Linked DNA regions of Homo sapiens: region 2 is linked to region 1. A link is a loop called in an ENCODE intact Hi-C map of the cell type or tissue named here. Cell type or tissue: upper lobe of right lung. All regions are shown on one strand. Each heading gives the region's core, and the rest is flanking DNA. Links, peaks and the distances in the headings are about the cores only.

Evidence for each region. Hi-C counts contacts between places; a loop is a spot of excess contacts. Peaks named below come from ENCODE experiments on the same cell type or tissue, not always from the same donor. Only the 100,000 strongest peaks of a DNase experiment are listed, where the experiment ranks them.
Region 2: it touches region 1 in a loop (3-fold over the local background); 5 of 110 quality-filtered maps call a loop at or near these places.

Annotation. Positions count from the first base shown.
Region 1 is chr9:90,067,443-90,075,782 of GRCh38, forward strand. No RefSeq gene overlaps it. Among named protein-coding and RNA genes, the nearest start is that of MIR4290HG, 30 kb to the left of the region's middle. In upper lobe of right lung, for the core only: no CTCF peak of the experiment used is centred there; a DNase peak (open chromatin) is centred at 3,979.
Region 2 is chr9:90,004,777-90,013,116 of GRCh38, forward strand. No RefSeq gene overlaps it. Among named protein-coding and RNA genes, the nearest start is that of MIR4290, 15 kb to the right of the region's middle. In upper lobe of right lung, for the core only: no CTCF peak of the experiment used is centred there; a DNase peak (open chromatin) is centred at 4,823.

The DNA of each region.
Region 1 (8,340 bases), core at 186-8,185:
CAGGAGAATCACTTGAACCTGGGAGGCGGAAGTGGCAATGAGCCAAAATTGTGCTATTGTACTCCAGACTGGGCAACAAGAGTGAAACTTTGTCTCAAGAAAAAAAAAAAAAAAAAGAAAAGAAAAGAAAAAAAAGAAAAGAAAAGAAACAAAGACAATCCAGAGAACTAAGAGGTACTTTCAAACCTCTATTCAGAGTTAGAAGAGAAGAAATTACATTCGCAATTTAAGAACAGACTATTGTTCGGAAGGTATAAAATCAGAACATAGAATCAGTTCATGGGATTAAAAATATTGTACCTAAAGAAAACAGTTCAATAGAACTAATTTATAAAGTAAGAAATGTCTCAGTACAAAGAGATGAGAAACATGACAGAGAAAACTAGAGACAGAGAAAACTAGAGACAGAGAACAGAGATTGCTCATTCAGAAATGCTATCTTCTATTAGGAGTCTACAAAAGTAAAAGAGAGAGAAAAAAGGGGGAGTTTATTATATGTTTTAAACAATGATAGAAAAAAGGAATATATACATATTCAACTAGATCTTCATTTAGGCACATCCTAAGGCAATTTCAGAAAACTAAGAATAAAACAAAGACACTAAAACATTCTAAAAGCAACATGCATGTTACCTGCAATGGAAGAAGAAAAAGACTAGTAGAAAAGTTTCCATCAGTAACACTAGTTTTTAAAAGATGATGGAACAGTGCTTGAATGTTCTTAGGAAAATGATTTGGAACTTAAAATTTATTCCCAGTCAAACTATAGATCAAATGTAATTGAAAAAAATTTTAAAATACACTTTTAGACATTCGGGGAAGGATTAGAAAGTTTACTTTTCATCTATGTACTTTTCTGAAGGTGCAGAAAAATATTTTCTAAGATCTCTTGAAAATACACTGTTGCAAAAACAAACAAAAGGAGTGCAACCAAGGAGAATACAACGCCTCTAATAAACAGGGGTCATAACCTAAGGGCTCCTGAAAAGCAACCCCAGGAGGCTAGCTGGCACTCAGATCTGGAGAGAAGACAGCAAAAGGAGAATTTTTTTTTCTCCCGGTGGTCACAAATTAGATAATTTCCTCAATATGATAATACTTATGCAAAGATTCTGCGCCCACAAAAGAAAACAAATAAACTTAATGGATATGTACACACAGAATATGTATAAAATTGTGCCTGGAAAGTACGCTACCATCTTGATAGGTGTTACTTTGGGGAAATGGCGTAGGAGGTGAGAGAATAAGGGAAGGTTAGGAGGTTAGAAAAGATGTTTTTGCAATATTTTCATTTCTTTTACAAAAAGATACTATCAGAACGTCCAGCAACATAATCTTGGCTGTGGTATAGACTGTTTAATAGCTTTGTGGAGATATAATTGGCAAACAATAACCTGCATGTATTTAAAGTGTATACCTCAAAAAGTTCTGACATTTGTGTACACCTGTGAAACCATCACCACAATCCAAGTGAAGAACATGCCAATCTTCCCTAAAGTCTCCTTATGCTTACTCTTACTCCCTCCGGCCCAACCCTCCTCCCCACCCCAGGCAGACACTAAGATACTTTCTGTCACTATACATTAGTTTACATTTCCTAGAATTTTACATAAATGGAATTACACCAGATGCATGCTTGTTGTTCCAGTGTAATTATGAAGAGCATCCCTTTCCTGTTTGGACAATAAACTGTACTATAATCAACCTACTACCAGGCAAGTAGCTAGTTGAAGCCTGTTCTTGAGTCCTGGTTGCCTTTTTCCAAGGAGAGACCACGCTGACTCTTGCTTTTCCTGTCTTTCCACTTGATGCTTTTACTCCCTTGTAGATACTCTGGTTTCTGTCTGGTAAGAGTAGTGACTTGGGCTGGTCTAACTTGAACAAAAGGACCAGCATGGAGTGCTTTGAACATTTTGACGGATTCAACTTTCAATGTTGTGATGAGTAAACATAGTCTTGAGTATAACCCAAGTTAGAAGCTCAGAGGCACTTGTAGTTAAAGTAAGCAATTTGGAAACTTACCATCAAGAATAAAGTTGGAGGGCTGGTCATAGTATTTCGTGCTTGTAAACAGCTACTTGGGAGGTCCAGGTAGGAGAATTAACTTGAGGCCAGGAGTTCAATACAAGCCTGGGCAACTTAGTGAGAACTTGTAAGCAAACAAATAGAGAGATAAATAAATAAATTTTGAAAAGAATTTTTAAAAATTAGCCAGGTATGGTGGCTTACACCTGTAGTCCCAGCTACTTGGAAGGGTGGGGCAGAAGGATCACTTCAGCCCGGGAATTCGAGGCTGCAGTGAGCTACGATTGCACTGCTACACTCCAGCCCCGGTGACAGAGCAAGTCCCCATCTCATAATAAAAATAATAAAATGGGGAGAAAGAACATAAATAAGAAACACTGTGAACTCTATTCTACAAGCTGTCATTAGCTCACCCCCAGGAGGTTTTCTCTCCCATGTTTATCTCTGCTCTCCCTACGTCTCACAAGTCAGACAGGGTGGGATTGATAGAGTTGGCCAGACAACACCCACTGAGGAAATTTCCCTGAAAGAAATGTCAGGTTTCAGTTACCATGGATGCACACACAAAATGCCCCTACTTGATGGCATAAATGACCATTTGACTATACTTGCAGATTCTGTGATTGGGAGTTCAGACACGTGCTGCAGAGATAGCTCATCTCTGTTCCACGATGTCTAGGGCTTCAGCTGGGACAACCTGGAACTTTGTGGTTTGCTTGGCCAGCTAGAGGCTGGAACCATCTGGAAGCTTTCTCACTCGCATGTCTGGTGCCCAGAATGCAATGATTCAAAGGTTGGAATCAGCTGGGGCTCTGTGCCTGCACATGGCATCTCCATGTGACTTGAGTTTCTCACAGCCTGGAGGCTGAGCTCTGAAAAGGAGGGTTTCAAAAGGGATCGTCCAGACAGCAAGTGTCCCAAGAGAACCGGGCTGAGGTCCATGCTTTCTGACCAAGTTCCTGAGGCCAGCCCAGCTTCAGCAGGGTGGCTTTAGTGGGGACTAGGATGGCCACATTGAAGAAGAGCATGGAGGATGGGATGTGTATAAACTACTTGGGCTGCCATAACAAAAACTGTTGAGTTGGTAGCTTAAATAACAGAAATTTATTTTTCACAGTTCTGGAGGTTGGAGGTCCAAGATCAAGGTTCTGGCCAATTTGGTTTCCAGTAAGGGCTCTCTTGTTGGTTTGCAGGTGGCTGTCTTCCCACTGTATCCTTACATGGGGTGGCAGCAGGGAGGAGAGCGATTTTCCTCTTCTTATAAGAAGGACACCAATTCTATCACATCAGGGCTCCATTTTTATGATCTCATTTCTTCATTTAGCCTTAATTAGTTAAGGCCCCATCTCCAAATAAAACCACATTGGAAATTAGGGCTCCAGCATATTAATTTCAGAGGACCCAAATGTTCCATCATAACAGGATATTGTTGGGTCTGTCATTGATAAATACAGTCTTCCCAAGCCAGTGACATTAAAAGTAAAAAGGAGAAGAAGAAGGAGAGGAAAAAAATCTTTTTCTTTTTTTTTTTTGAGATGGAGTCTCGCTCTGTCTCCCAGGCATGATCTTGTCTCACTGCAACTTCCACCTCCTGGGTTCAAGCAATTCTGTGCCTCAGCCTCCCGAGTAGTTGGGATTACAGACACCCGCCACAACGCGTGGCTAATTTTTTGTATTTTTAGTAGAGACAGAATTTCAACATCTTGGCCAGGCTAGTCTTGAACTCCTGACCTCGTGATCCACCCACCTCAGCTTCCTAAAGCCAAAATCTCATAGAATAATGTATTAGTCCATTTTCTCTTGCTTATAACTGAATACCTGAAACTGGTAGTTTATACAGAAAAGGAATTTGCTTCTTATGGAAGCTGGGAAGTCCAAGATAAACAGGGAGCATCTGGTGAGAGACTTCTTGCTGGTGATGTCTCTCTGCAGAATCCTGAGGCAGTGCAGGGCATCACATGGTGAGGGGGCAGAGTGTGCCAGCTGAGGCCTCTCTTCCTCTTCTTATAAATCTGCCAGTTCCCCTCCCACCATAACCCATTGACCTATTAACCCATGAGTGGAATAATTCTTTCATGAGGGAAGAGCTCTCATGACCCAATCACCTCTTAAATGTCCCACCTCTCAGTATTGCCATATTGGGGATAAAGTTTCAACATGAATTTTGGAGGAGACGTTCAAACCACAGCAAATATATAGTGCTGAATTACCTTTGAATTACAAAAAGAAAAATGGAGTCAATGAAGAACAGTTCCCTGGGGAAAAGTTAGAGCATGCTTTGGTGGGGGAAGAAAATCTCTGAATTAAGTTTCACTGGATTCCACCAGCTTGACTACTAATTGTGAGACATTCTGCAATCATTTGACAGAATTTTCTCATCTACAAAATAAAAGGTGCCTGGGCAATCACCATGAGCCCTCCTGTCTCCAAAATTATAGCTTCCTGACTCCAACAGCTTGACTTCTTCTCCCATAGCTTATGCTATATTTCCCTATAATTATCTGCTTCCTTCATCCTCCTGCCACAAAAATTAACCTTTATGCTTCTTTTGATACCACTCAAATATCACGCTCTCAAGGAAATTGTTGATTTCCTTTATAAAATGTAATACAGCTTGTGCCTATGTGTGCAGCACCCTTTATTTTAGGTAGCTGGTATGATCTTTCTCTGGACTCATGGTGATGGCATTTGGGTTAAAGGAAAGAGCATTTTTTTATTTTTGGTTAATAGCAAAAACAAAAACTTGTTTTTTACCCAAAATTCGAATCTCTTCCAGTTTAACTAGTCCCTCACCAATAAATAGAAAAATACAATTTTAACTTGCTTGTCAAAGCTATTGATTGCTTCTCTCCAAGTTTCCCATCTCCTTCCACCTTCCGAAGTGGCAAGAGAAGATTCCACAGCCCAGGAAGTGAGCCCTGAATGATAGGAGCTTCTGGATGACACCAGGGCTCTGACCTGATAGAGCTGATAGTCTGGTCCCTGGGCAACACGGACCAGACCACTGAAGTGCGATAAGACCATCTGCCCCTCTGGGTGCTGTGCTGGTCCCACTGATGAAGCGTATGACTCTGGGGAAGCATCCTCCACAGTGCAGAATGAGCCCAAATCTCACCTGATTCTCAGGTTCTCTTAGCTCTTTCTGGTCCCCTACCTACGGCCACAAGAGGTGAAACAAAAACCCCCTCAGGTAACCAGTTTATTGAATGAAGAGGACTCAGATCAGGAAAATACCAGAGAAGCTTTATTGTGTCTAATCCCTGCATGCAAAATTCACTCTGTGAACCTGTTTCTTTTCTGCTTACCTCTCAATTAACATCTTGGATAGGTATTGTGGCTTTCTGGTGCCTTTGGTTATAGGAACAGTCTCATCTCAGTAATTGTGTTGGTCAGTCCAATGTAATGATCAAACTTCCATTATTATCACATTAAAATTGATTTCTGGCTGGGCATGGGGTGGCTCACGCCTGTAATCCTAGCACTTTGGGAGGCCGAGGTGGGCGGATCACGAGGTCAGCAGATCAAGACCATCCTGGCCAACATGGCGAAACCCTGTCTCTACTAAAAATACAAAAATTAGCCGGGAGTGGTGGCGCACGCCTGTAGTTCCAGCTACTCAGGAGGCTGAGGCAGGAGAATTGCTTGAATCCGGGAGGTGGAGGCTGCAGTGAGCCGAAATCGTGCCACTGCACTCCAGCCTGGGCAACAGAGCGAGACTCCACCTCAAAAAAAAAAAATGTTTTCTTTGCCAACTTGGGCTTGTTTCAGGACTAGAAAGTTGCAAGGGAATTGAGACAGGTGTGGGTGGGTCCTTTTATTCAATGCACTGTCTCCTGCAGGCTAGTGAGGCCCGAAATCAGAAAAGGAGCAGTTTGCTCCAAAGGTTGCTGTCTTTACCCTTGTGAGCTGGGCATCATCAGCCACAATCTCTGACCTTTGTGCTTTTTCCAGACAAGTCTCAGAAACCAGGTCTCATGGCTCTCAAGTTCCAGGAGGGATAGCCAGTGTCTCTCAGTGGTGTCTGGAAGCCCCCTTGCTTGATGGGAAGGGTGAATGCAAGCGCCCTCCTCATCCTGATGGAGAGTGCATAGTGGCACAGTGACAGCTTCTGAAGAATTATGCTTTACTATGCCAGCCTTTTTCATCATTTAGACCCTGCAAGTGGGTGACTGGCCGAACCTGACTATCTTAGTTTCAAATTCACAAACCTTAGCTGGTTGTCCACAGTTGATGTAACTCCTTGCTTTAGTGTTTGGCATTGATTTCAATGTTCTAGACTGTGATGACTACTGTGGTACCACTAGCCACATGTGGCTTTTCAAAACTTAACATGCAGTTAGTCCTAACTGAGCTGTGCTGTCATTTAGAAACTACCAATTGTGATAATTTGGTAAGATAAAAATGTAAAAAATATCATCAATGCATTTTAGATTGGTTTTGTGTTAAAATAATAACACTTTGCATATATTAGGTTAAATAAAATATAGCATTAAGATTACTTTCACCAGTTTCTGTCTATATTTTTAAAATATGACCACTAGGAAATTTGAAACTACCTATGTGGTGTGTTTATACTTGTATTGTGTGGGCAACTGCTTTATCAGATCCAGCCAGAGTCCCATTTAAACAGGAAATTTTATCACCCAACCACCTTGAGGATCAGGGGATTAGTTCAGCCTATCTGATTAAAATATCTGTTAGTAGGTTGGACGTGGTAGCTCATGCCTGTAATCCCAGCACTTTGGGAAGCCAAGGCAGGCGGATTATGAGGTCAGGAGTTTGAGACCAGCCTGACCAACATGGCGAAACCCTGTCTCTACTAAAAAAAAAAAATACAAAAAATATCTGGGCATAGAGGCAGGTGCCTGTAATCCCAGCTACTCAGGAGGCTGAGGCAGGAGAATCGCTTGAACCCAGGAGGCTGAGGTTGCAGTGAGCCGAGATTGCACCATTGCACTCCAGCCTGGGTGACAGAGTGAGACAACGTCTCAAAAAAAAAAAAAAAAAAAATCCATCAGTAATTTCTAAACTACTCCCTGCGCTGACATCATGATGTTGTAGCACCAAGTTGAACTTCTATAGATGCTCACAGGTTTCAGGAACTTGCAACCAGGAAGAGCCTTGGTAAACACCCTAGGCTTTGGTTGGAACTCAGAAGTCTCCACCTTAGGAGTGAGAATGCCCTGGAAACAGCCCTCTCCAAAGGTTCAGGTTCCTGAATTCCTGGTTCTCTAATTGGATGAAGGTGATGCAGGAGTGCTAATGCTTCTTTTCCTAGCTTCCTGACAGAAGCAATATCTTCCTGCAGGAAGATTTTATCCTCTAGAGACCAGAATGAGCACTACAATTTTCTATCACCGTGTTTCTCACTCAATCAAAAATAATTGGGCATTCAAGGAGAGAAAACCTGACCCGACTAGAAAAGAAAAGAAACAATGAAAAGAGATCCACAGAACATTCAGATGATGAAGTTATCAAGCAGGGACATTAAAACAAATATAATTAATATGTTGGAGGCATTAAAAGACAGGATTGAATGCTTTAGTAGAGGACAAACATATAAAAAAATAGAATACACATACTGGAAATAAAAAAATACAGCAGCTGAAACTGAGAGAAATTAGTGGGTGAGTTTAACAGCCATTAGAGAGAGAGAAAGCGTGAACTAATGAAGTAGAAGGGAGATTTTTTTTTCTCTGACATTTTGTCAGAAAACGAAGTCATTACTGGAGATTTCTTTTTTTAAACTGGAAGCTTTATAACAAAATATGCTTTATACCGAAATATACCGAAAGGATACACTTTCTCCCCTCTGCTGTGTCAAAAAAGTTCTATTTTTTCTCATAATAGGTCCTCATACATGTGCTATTGTGTTCTTACTAAGTATTTGATAGGATTTTTGCTATTTGCTATCATGAATGGGACATTCTTAGTAAATTATTCTAAGATGTATTCAATTGATTCTCTTGAACTGTTAAAGTATAATCTTGGCTGCAAATCAGGATACGTAGTCTTGTTCTTTCCAACACACATGGCTGTTTCTTAATTTACAGATATGATCCCATTTCTAGATTAAACACTTGTGGTGAATATTTTTTAAATAATTATTAAATTTGATGTCTGCTGCAGATTTTGGTATATACATTTTATTGGGTTCAGAGGTTGTATTTTATCCTGGATTTCCTTGTTTGATTGTATAACAATGAGAATCGATGTCAAATTTTACCTATTGCTTTCTTTTCAGGAGATTTATTAAGATGTTCTAATTGCTTAATATAGTGGATTTTATCAATACACTTTCTAATAATCAGCCAT
Region 2 (8,340 bases), core at 29-8,028, 63 kb before region 1:
TGTCCACTAGGGACCAGAAGCTTCTGTGAGATACTGTGGTGGTGGAGGAGGTGGTGCTTTGGCAGAACCCCTAACCTCCCTGCCTTCCCCAGCTGGAAGGAGTCTCTCCTAAGTCCCAGCTTCTCACCTCATTTTTCTTTTCTCCCTCCTTCCCATTTTTGTCTCCCTCCAGAGACAGAATGTGCTATAACCTTCTGGAAACTTCTACTATTTTCCTGCAACCTGACTACCCCTTAGGTGAGGGAGTCCAGAATGCTGGCTTGAAATGGGAGAGAGAAAGAACTGCCACATAATTTGCAAGATCTTTTTTGAAAAAGAAAAGGTATTAAGAATTCCAGGACAGCATTAGGAATGTATTAAACCAGGTGAGAGACATCATATGACAGCACAGCTCATACATTCACAAACCTGATGCCAGGGAGGAAAATATGCAATGAGGAATAGTCAAAAAACACTACAGATTAATAACCCAATAAATTATCCTGATGTTTATGTACTTTTATATGTACATACAGTTTTAACGTAATTGTCATCATTTTTCATTCCCCCGATAAAAAGGAAGCTATGGAGTATGATGGTGGCCATGAAATCTGAGACTAGACTGCCTGGTTCAGGTCACACCTCCATGGTCACCATCTGTGAGCCCTTAGGCGGTGCCTCTATCTCCTCTTCTGCAAAAGGGAAACCTTGACCTCTCCTTCTCCTGGACTGAGTGGATTAGGACAGAGCAGTGCCTGGAACGAGTGGGGCTGTAGGCACTGTAGTGATGCTTCTCTGTGGGTCAGGTCTGCTCTGGCCCAGACTTACACCATTGAGCAACCCACAGAGGAGCCTGGGCTAGTGGAGCACCCACCCACAGAGCTGAGACAGGCAATGGAGACCCTCATGCAAGCCCAGGACACCTCGGGGGCTCCATTCTCTGAAGAAAACTAAGACAGGGGAAGGGGCTGCACACTCATAGGACTCTAGTAGGCATTCAGTTATTTTGTACTTTTCTTTATGTATTATCACTTTTGTGTTAAGAGTAATTCTGGAATAGTTTATATTTTGATGCTATATTTAATAGAATTTTTTTTCTCTCAATAGATATCTTGATTAGTTATACCTTAAACCTATGTTTAGTATACTTTCCTTAAATTTGTCTATTGTATAGAATTCTCTTTGTTCTATTCATTCCAATAGATTTTTATTTACCTCTCTTGGGTTTTCTAAGTGGACACATTGACTGAAAACAAGATGGCATTCTATCCTCCTGTGTAACAGTTAGAATCACCACTTAGCTTTACCTGCCACGGTGTTGCCCAGGGCATTTGCAGTCATACTAAACAGTAATGTCATGCAGAGGATCATTATTTTGTCCCCAGCTATTATTTGGAATACAAATATGTTCTGTCCATGGGCCTCTTCTCTACTCTAGCTCAGGAGTTACTTTGATAATGAGCTACACAATTCGATCTCCCACCACTATCCTTTTTGGGGAAAATTTTTACCTTTATGTTCTTTATTAAAAAGGGTTTATATTTCTCTTCCTGTTAAAAAATTATTTTAGTTTCTGAGTATTACATGCTTCACAAAATAAAGTTAGTTGATTTTATTTATTTTATATTGTGGAAAAATACATACACAGAGCACTGGAATGATAATAATAATACAAAGAATAAGAAAAAGAATAACAAAGCTAACTAAATAACTTGCCCAAAGTCAGACTGTCAATAAGTGGCAGAAATGGGATTTAGATATTTCCTTGAATGAGCTCTTCTGAGAATGAGCTCTACCTTGAAGATGATTTTTAAGAAAAGACAAAAATATGCCAGCTGCCAGAAAATTACAGAATAGAGTCCATTTCATTCAAAGAATTGTGCAGATACAACACAAATCAGAAGTTAAGAGTAATAGTTTACTTGACAATGGTTCACAGTGTCTTTTTTTGGTTTCAGAATAAGGAACAGCGGAGCTTCCCCCTAAGACCCTGGTGTGTTTCTGCATCAGGAAACCTTCTCTCCTGCAATGTGGTGAGTTGGATTTATGGCAGTTGTACCTGCTGCTTGGAAGCCAGACTGCCTGGAAATTAATCTTGACATTGACCAACTGCATAACTGTGGGGGAAATTAACCTCCAAGATTTTGCTTCCTTATCTATAAAATGGCAGTGATTATAGTGCTTGCTTCCAGGACTAAAGTGAGATAGTGCATGGGACACGCTTAGCCCAGATGCTGATCGTTAGTAAGTATCCAGTGCGGTTAACAATATCACATCTAGTATCCCCGATCATGGTTCCATCCTTCCATGGCTTTCTGGAAAGGTTAGCAGTGGTACTAATGGTGAATGGGTTTTGGGTCCTGGAGTCCTCTGATAATTTGATGAGCATTTACATGATCTGAGTAGAAAAGAAAAGTGCATGTGAACACAGGCATCTCATTTCTTTTCAGAAGATTCAAATTCTGCATTAAGAACCCACAACTAAGTAAGTTCATGGTTCCTTCTTTCACGTGTCTGGTTAAATAATTCTCAGATGTTAGGATGACTGGGACACTGGGGTTCCACTTCCCCAGGACATTGAATTTGTAACAAATATCTCATGTGCTTCCATATAGTTAAATCTGGCTGCTTCAGATGCTGACTTCATTCCTCACTTCATCTTACACCCCTGCCTGATTTTCCTTCTGCTTTACTTATATCGTCTATTTTTATTTTATTCTCATTGCCAATGTTGTGGCCATGTTTGTAAGCCATCTTAAATCCCTTGTGGGAGGCAGAGAGCAACGACGTGGAGTATTAAACAAAATACTCACACATTCCACTGCCTCTGCGGGCAGGGCCAGGTGGAGCCACAGTTGTTCTCTCTACTGTGAGGCTGCAAGGCCTGGAGGTGGGTTTCGGTGAATTCCTAAGCTAGTTCCCCTGCTTTCCTGGTGCTAATGACTTCACTGGAGCTAACCAGAGAGCAGCCGCTGTGGAGTCTTGCTGCTGCCTGTTTTCCTCTCATGTTTGATAGAGGATTTCTACTATGATCCCTCCAGAGACCATGGCCTGCTGGCTGTGTCCCCACACTGGTTTCTGGGTTTCTGGTCCCACCATTTGTCAGATGAAGTGTTACTTGTGGTCAGCATTTACCAGTCAAGCTGGGCTGGGGATCCACACAGGCTATGGCGTTTTCTGGTCATAGAGAAGCCCTAGAAGCCAATAATTCCTCATGTATTAGTCAGGGTTCTCCACAGAAACAGAAACAGAAGCAACCGGATCTCTCTCTCTCTCTCTCGCTCTCTGTCTCTCTCTCACACACACACCATACATATTTTTGTTTTGTAACTCATTTTGTTTTGTAAACTAGGGTTAATGATAAGTAACCAGCAAAGGTTTCATGAGGATGAGAGAGAGAGAGAGAGAGAGAGGAGAGAGAGTATGTGTGTGTGTGTGTGTGTGTGTGTATGTGTGTAAAGAGAGAGAGCGATTTATGTTGAGGAATTGGCTTACACAAATCATGGATTCTGAGAAGTCCCTGGGTCTGCAAGCTGGAGAGCCAGGAAAGCCCATGGTGTGATTCAATCTGTTTCTAAAGGCCTGAGAACCAGGGGAGCCGATGATACGAATCCTTGTCTGAGGGTCAGAGAAGGTGAGATGAGATGTCCCAGTTCAAGCAGGCAGACAGGAAGCACACAGGGTAAATTCCTCCTTTCTCTGCTTTTTTGCTCTACTCAGCCCCTCAATTGATTTGCTGAGGCCCCTCCACCTTGGGAAGGGCCATGTTCTTAAGTCATTCTGCCAATTCAAATGTTAATCTCTTCCAGAAACACCTTCACAGATACACCCAGAAATAATGTTTAAGCAAATATCTGGGCTTGACCCATGATCCAGTCAAGTTGGTAAATAAAATGAACCACCATATCTCACTTACAAACTCTTTCCCTCTAGATTCTAGAGCATCACTTTGATACTCTATGGTTCAAAATTATTTAGTGACTTTTTTTGGCCATATATTAAGTATTAATTGAATACAAAGCTGGTTAGATATTCAAAGCGATATGAGGAACCAGCCTTATAGCCATTATTCTGTACACATTCCTGGCGAGCCTGATGTCCCCTCAGCTTTCTTGGCTATTTGTCACTCCACACCTAGCTGCTTTTAATCTGGGGGTGTGGGGGTGGGCCTTTAAGACCTTTTGTTTCCCTTAAAATAGACTTAGGCAGTTGCTGCGTATAGCTGTTTTTTGTGGAAATGCATTTGTTACTTTTGAGAATACAGTGACCTCTTGCAGTTCTAGGAGTTCTCTTGAATTCAGAAGAGCCCCTACAACACCGAACCTGTGATTTTAAGGATCACTGATGCTTCCGTTGAAGGGCAGGTTCCCTGCATTCTCCTCTCCTGGGCCTTCCCCTCCCCATGCATTGCACTGTAAGTCTTCTATCTCTTTGTGCAGAAGGGAGTAACAGCAGGAATTGTTTAAGCAGCTCTCGTAGCCCTTCCATATGCACATTTTTGTAGCACACCAATATTAACCAAGGTGTAGATTGGGCACAATTTGCTTCCTAAGCAAATTCATCATGCAGGAGCCCATCTTTCCTCTTGATGTGATGTTGACTCTGCTCTCCCTTCCAGTGGCAAACAGATGGAAACTGGATTGGGAAAGCATCCCATGGAACAACAATCTTTTCTTCCTGTGGGACCTAGTGCATGATCCAGGTGGGGTCTGGAAGGATAGGCTCAGGGACAACGAGATGTGGGGGCATGAATGGCAGCCAGGCAAGCTGGGCTAGCTGAGCATAGCTCAGATCTCAGTCTGCAGAGGTCAGCCCTGGCAGAACATATGTGTCGGCCTCCTACCCCACAGATGAGCTGGAACGGCTCGCAGGGCTTCAGCTGGGGCAGGTGCAACACTTCCCCAAACAGCAGTTTGCAGGAAGTCCCATAGTTCCCACAGAGACTTAAACAGCAGAAGCAGTTCCTCCTGGCTGGACAGACACCCACAGTCCCACCTCCCTGGAACCCACATCTGTCTGTGAGCATAGTGGGTGCTCTGTGCCAGTTGATAAAAAATAGTGTAGAATTATCATTACTTGAACTTTTGCCTAACCTTTTATTGTGAAAAATTTGATATGTATCAAAAAATTGAAATCATTTTACAGTGAACACCATTTACCCACACCCTAAATCGCTCCTTTGCTACATAGTAGTTGCTTTATCACACGTGCGTGCTGCTAGCCATGCCTGTATCCACCCATGAATTCCTCTTATGCATTGTATTTTGGAGTAAGTTGCAGACGTCAGTTACATTTGTTTTTCATTGTAATATTTAATTAATTTAATTTAATTTATTTTTTTTTGATGGAGCCTCACTCTGTCCACTAGGCTGGAGTGCAGTGGTGTGATCTCCACTCACTGCAACCTCCAACTCCCGGGTTGAAGCCATTCTCCTGCCTCAGCCACCTGAGTAGCTGGGATTACAGACACGTGCCACCGCACCCAGCTAATTTTTATATTTTTAGTAGAGACGGGGTTTCACCACGTTGGCCAGGTTAGTCTTGAACTCCTGACCTCGTGATCTGCCCACCTCAGCCTCCCAAAGTGCTGGGATTACAGGCATGAGCCACCGCCACTGGCTTTTTTTTTTTTTTTTTTTGAGACCGAGACTTGCTCTGTCACCAGGCTGGAGTGCAATGGCGCGATCTTGGCTCATCGCAACCTGTATTTAATTAATTTTAAAGTTTCAAAGGAAGTTAATGAAAGGCATGATATTTTGTAATTACCAAAGGGGCCATGGGTTAAAACAAGCTGAAGAATAGCAGCTAGAAAACATGTTTTCCACTGTGAAGGCTGAGCTGTCTGGCCCTTAAGGAAGACAGGATAGTTATAGAAACATATTTGGTGGCCATGGTTAGTCCATCAAGGTCGGAAGACTCCAGCAGGTAGAGTCTGCGGCGCGCATCAGGAATCTGGGGGTGGGTTAGGCAGGGTGGATTTGTGAGATTAAAGGCACAGGGCTGAGGGACAACCCAGTAGATGGCACCAAGGACAGAAATGCAACCTGAAAACCAGTCTGGTGGCCTCACTGAAGTCTTGCTCTGAAGCACACAGAGAATGCAGGCCAGGTGTGACAAGCACAAGGAAGAGAGAGCCCGGCACCACAGCAGGAGGGCCCAGCATCAGAGGGACCGGGGGAAGATCCAGAACCTCTGCGGTAGCCACCTCATCCGGTATACCCGGGCTCCCGGGGCACTCACGGGCCAGCGTCCGACCAGACATCAGGGTGCAGAGTGTGGCTGCATGGACCCTTCGTCTTGTAATGATGGCCCTTGATTTGGGGTGGTTACATCCTCTAGGGGCACACCAGAACACTGCGTGTTTGCTTCTCTAGTCTACAAGGATTCTGTGTTCATTCCATTAACAGGGAATGGGCATTGTATGAAAGATGGTTCAGCCATGATGAAAGTTTGGGAAATTCCAGTTAAATCTAACAAGTTTCTTGACTATAGGACTTCTTAGATGTTTAGTGCACGATGTGGAATATGAATATCTAAGAAAGTAATGTATTATGAGGAGTTTCCCAATATTTCCACCCTCCATGGTTTGTAGCCTCTTTGGGAACTCATTTTTAGCACACGGCCCTAAGCTATCTGGGGTATCATTTGTTAATGCAGCTCACAGGACTCCATTGAGTTAAATTAAAGCTATATTCAGGGCAGAAAAAGAGAAAGCAAACAGTGCTTCAGACAGACAACAAGGCGTGGGGCAATCACACTTTTTCTCACCTGCTTCTTCATCAGAGCCATTCTGGGGGGAAAGACATAGACGTTTCTGCCCCTAAAAAGCACTGACTACCTCGGATCAGTCTAGGCTGCTGCGCGAAGACTTTCCTATTGCCTCTGGCCAGCTGTTTTCTTCTGCGTGGTTGTGGACTGAACCCTCTGCACATTTCAGCCCTGCATCTACGCTGTTTTATATGGCTTGGTTTTCTGAGTGTCAAGAGAAGGTCTAGGCTTTGGAATCAACATAACTTTTTCTTATTTTTTTTTTTTTTTTTTGAGACGGAGTCTCGCTCTGTCACCCAGGCTGGAGTGCAGTGGCACGATCTCGGCTCACTGCAAGCTCCGCCTCCCGGGTTCACGCCATTCTCCTGCCTCAGCCCCCCTAGTAGCTGGGACTACAGGTGCCCGCCACCACGCCCGGCTAGTTTTTTGTATTTTTTAGTAGAGACGGGGTTTCACTGTGTTAGCCAGGATGGTCTCGATCTCCTGACCTCGTGATCTGCCCACCTCGGCCTTCCAAAGTGCTGGGATTACAGGCTTGAGCCACCGCGCTTGGCCCAAAATAGCTTTTTCAAGTTTCCCTGCTCTATGATCATGAATACTTGTCATAAGCTCTCATTTTGTTTTATACACTAGGATTAATGATAAGTAATTAGCAAGAGTTTTATGAGAACGAGAGTTAATATAGATGCTGAGCCCTCCCTGAAATGTCTTGCATATAGTTAAGTGTTCAGTTAATGTACTGATGTGGTAATACAAGAATCATAATTGGTATCATTATCTCTGTTAAGATTTATTTCAAATTTCATAATGAATACTCAAAAAATATCCAGTGACTTGAGCTAGAAAAAAAGAAAAAAGTATTACATTAGAAAAATTTTTAAAGAATTGATTATATTATGTGTTGATTAAAGTCATATGATTTGAGAAAAATACTTTAGGATCAGAACAGAAAATGCTATGGTCTGTTTGTGTCCTCCAAAATTTATATGTTGAAATCCTAACACTTCAGGTGATGATGTTAGGAGATGGGGCCTTTCAGAGGTGACAAAGTCATGAGGGTGGAGCCCCCATGAATGGGATTAGTGCCCTTATAAAAGAGGTTTGGTGGCTTAAGCCTGCAATCCCAACACTTTGGGAGGCCAAGGCATGAGGATCGCTTGAGCTCAGGAATTTGAGATCAGCCTGGGCAATCAGTGAGACCCTCATCTCTACAAAAGTTTTAAAAATATTTGATAGGCATGGTGGCATGTTCCCGTAGTCCCAGCTACTCGAGAAGCTGAGGCAGGAGGATTGCTTGAACCCAGGAGGTCAAGGCTATAGTGAGCTATGATCACACCACTGCACTTTAGCCTTTGGCGACATAGTGAAACCCTGTTTCTGAAAAAAAAAAAAAAAAAAAAAAAAAAGAGGCTTAAGAGAACTCCTGTGACCCTTTCACCATGTGAGGACACAGAAAGAAGGCTCTGTCTATGAACCTGGAGGCAGGCTCTCATGAGACACTGAATTTGCCAGAGCCTAGATTGTGGACTTTCAGCCTCCAGGACTGTAAAAAATGTTTGTTATTCCTTGCAGTGTACAGTATTTTGCCACAAC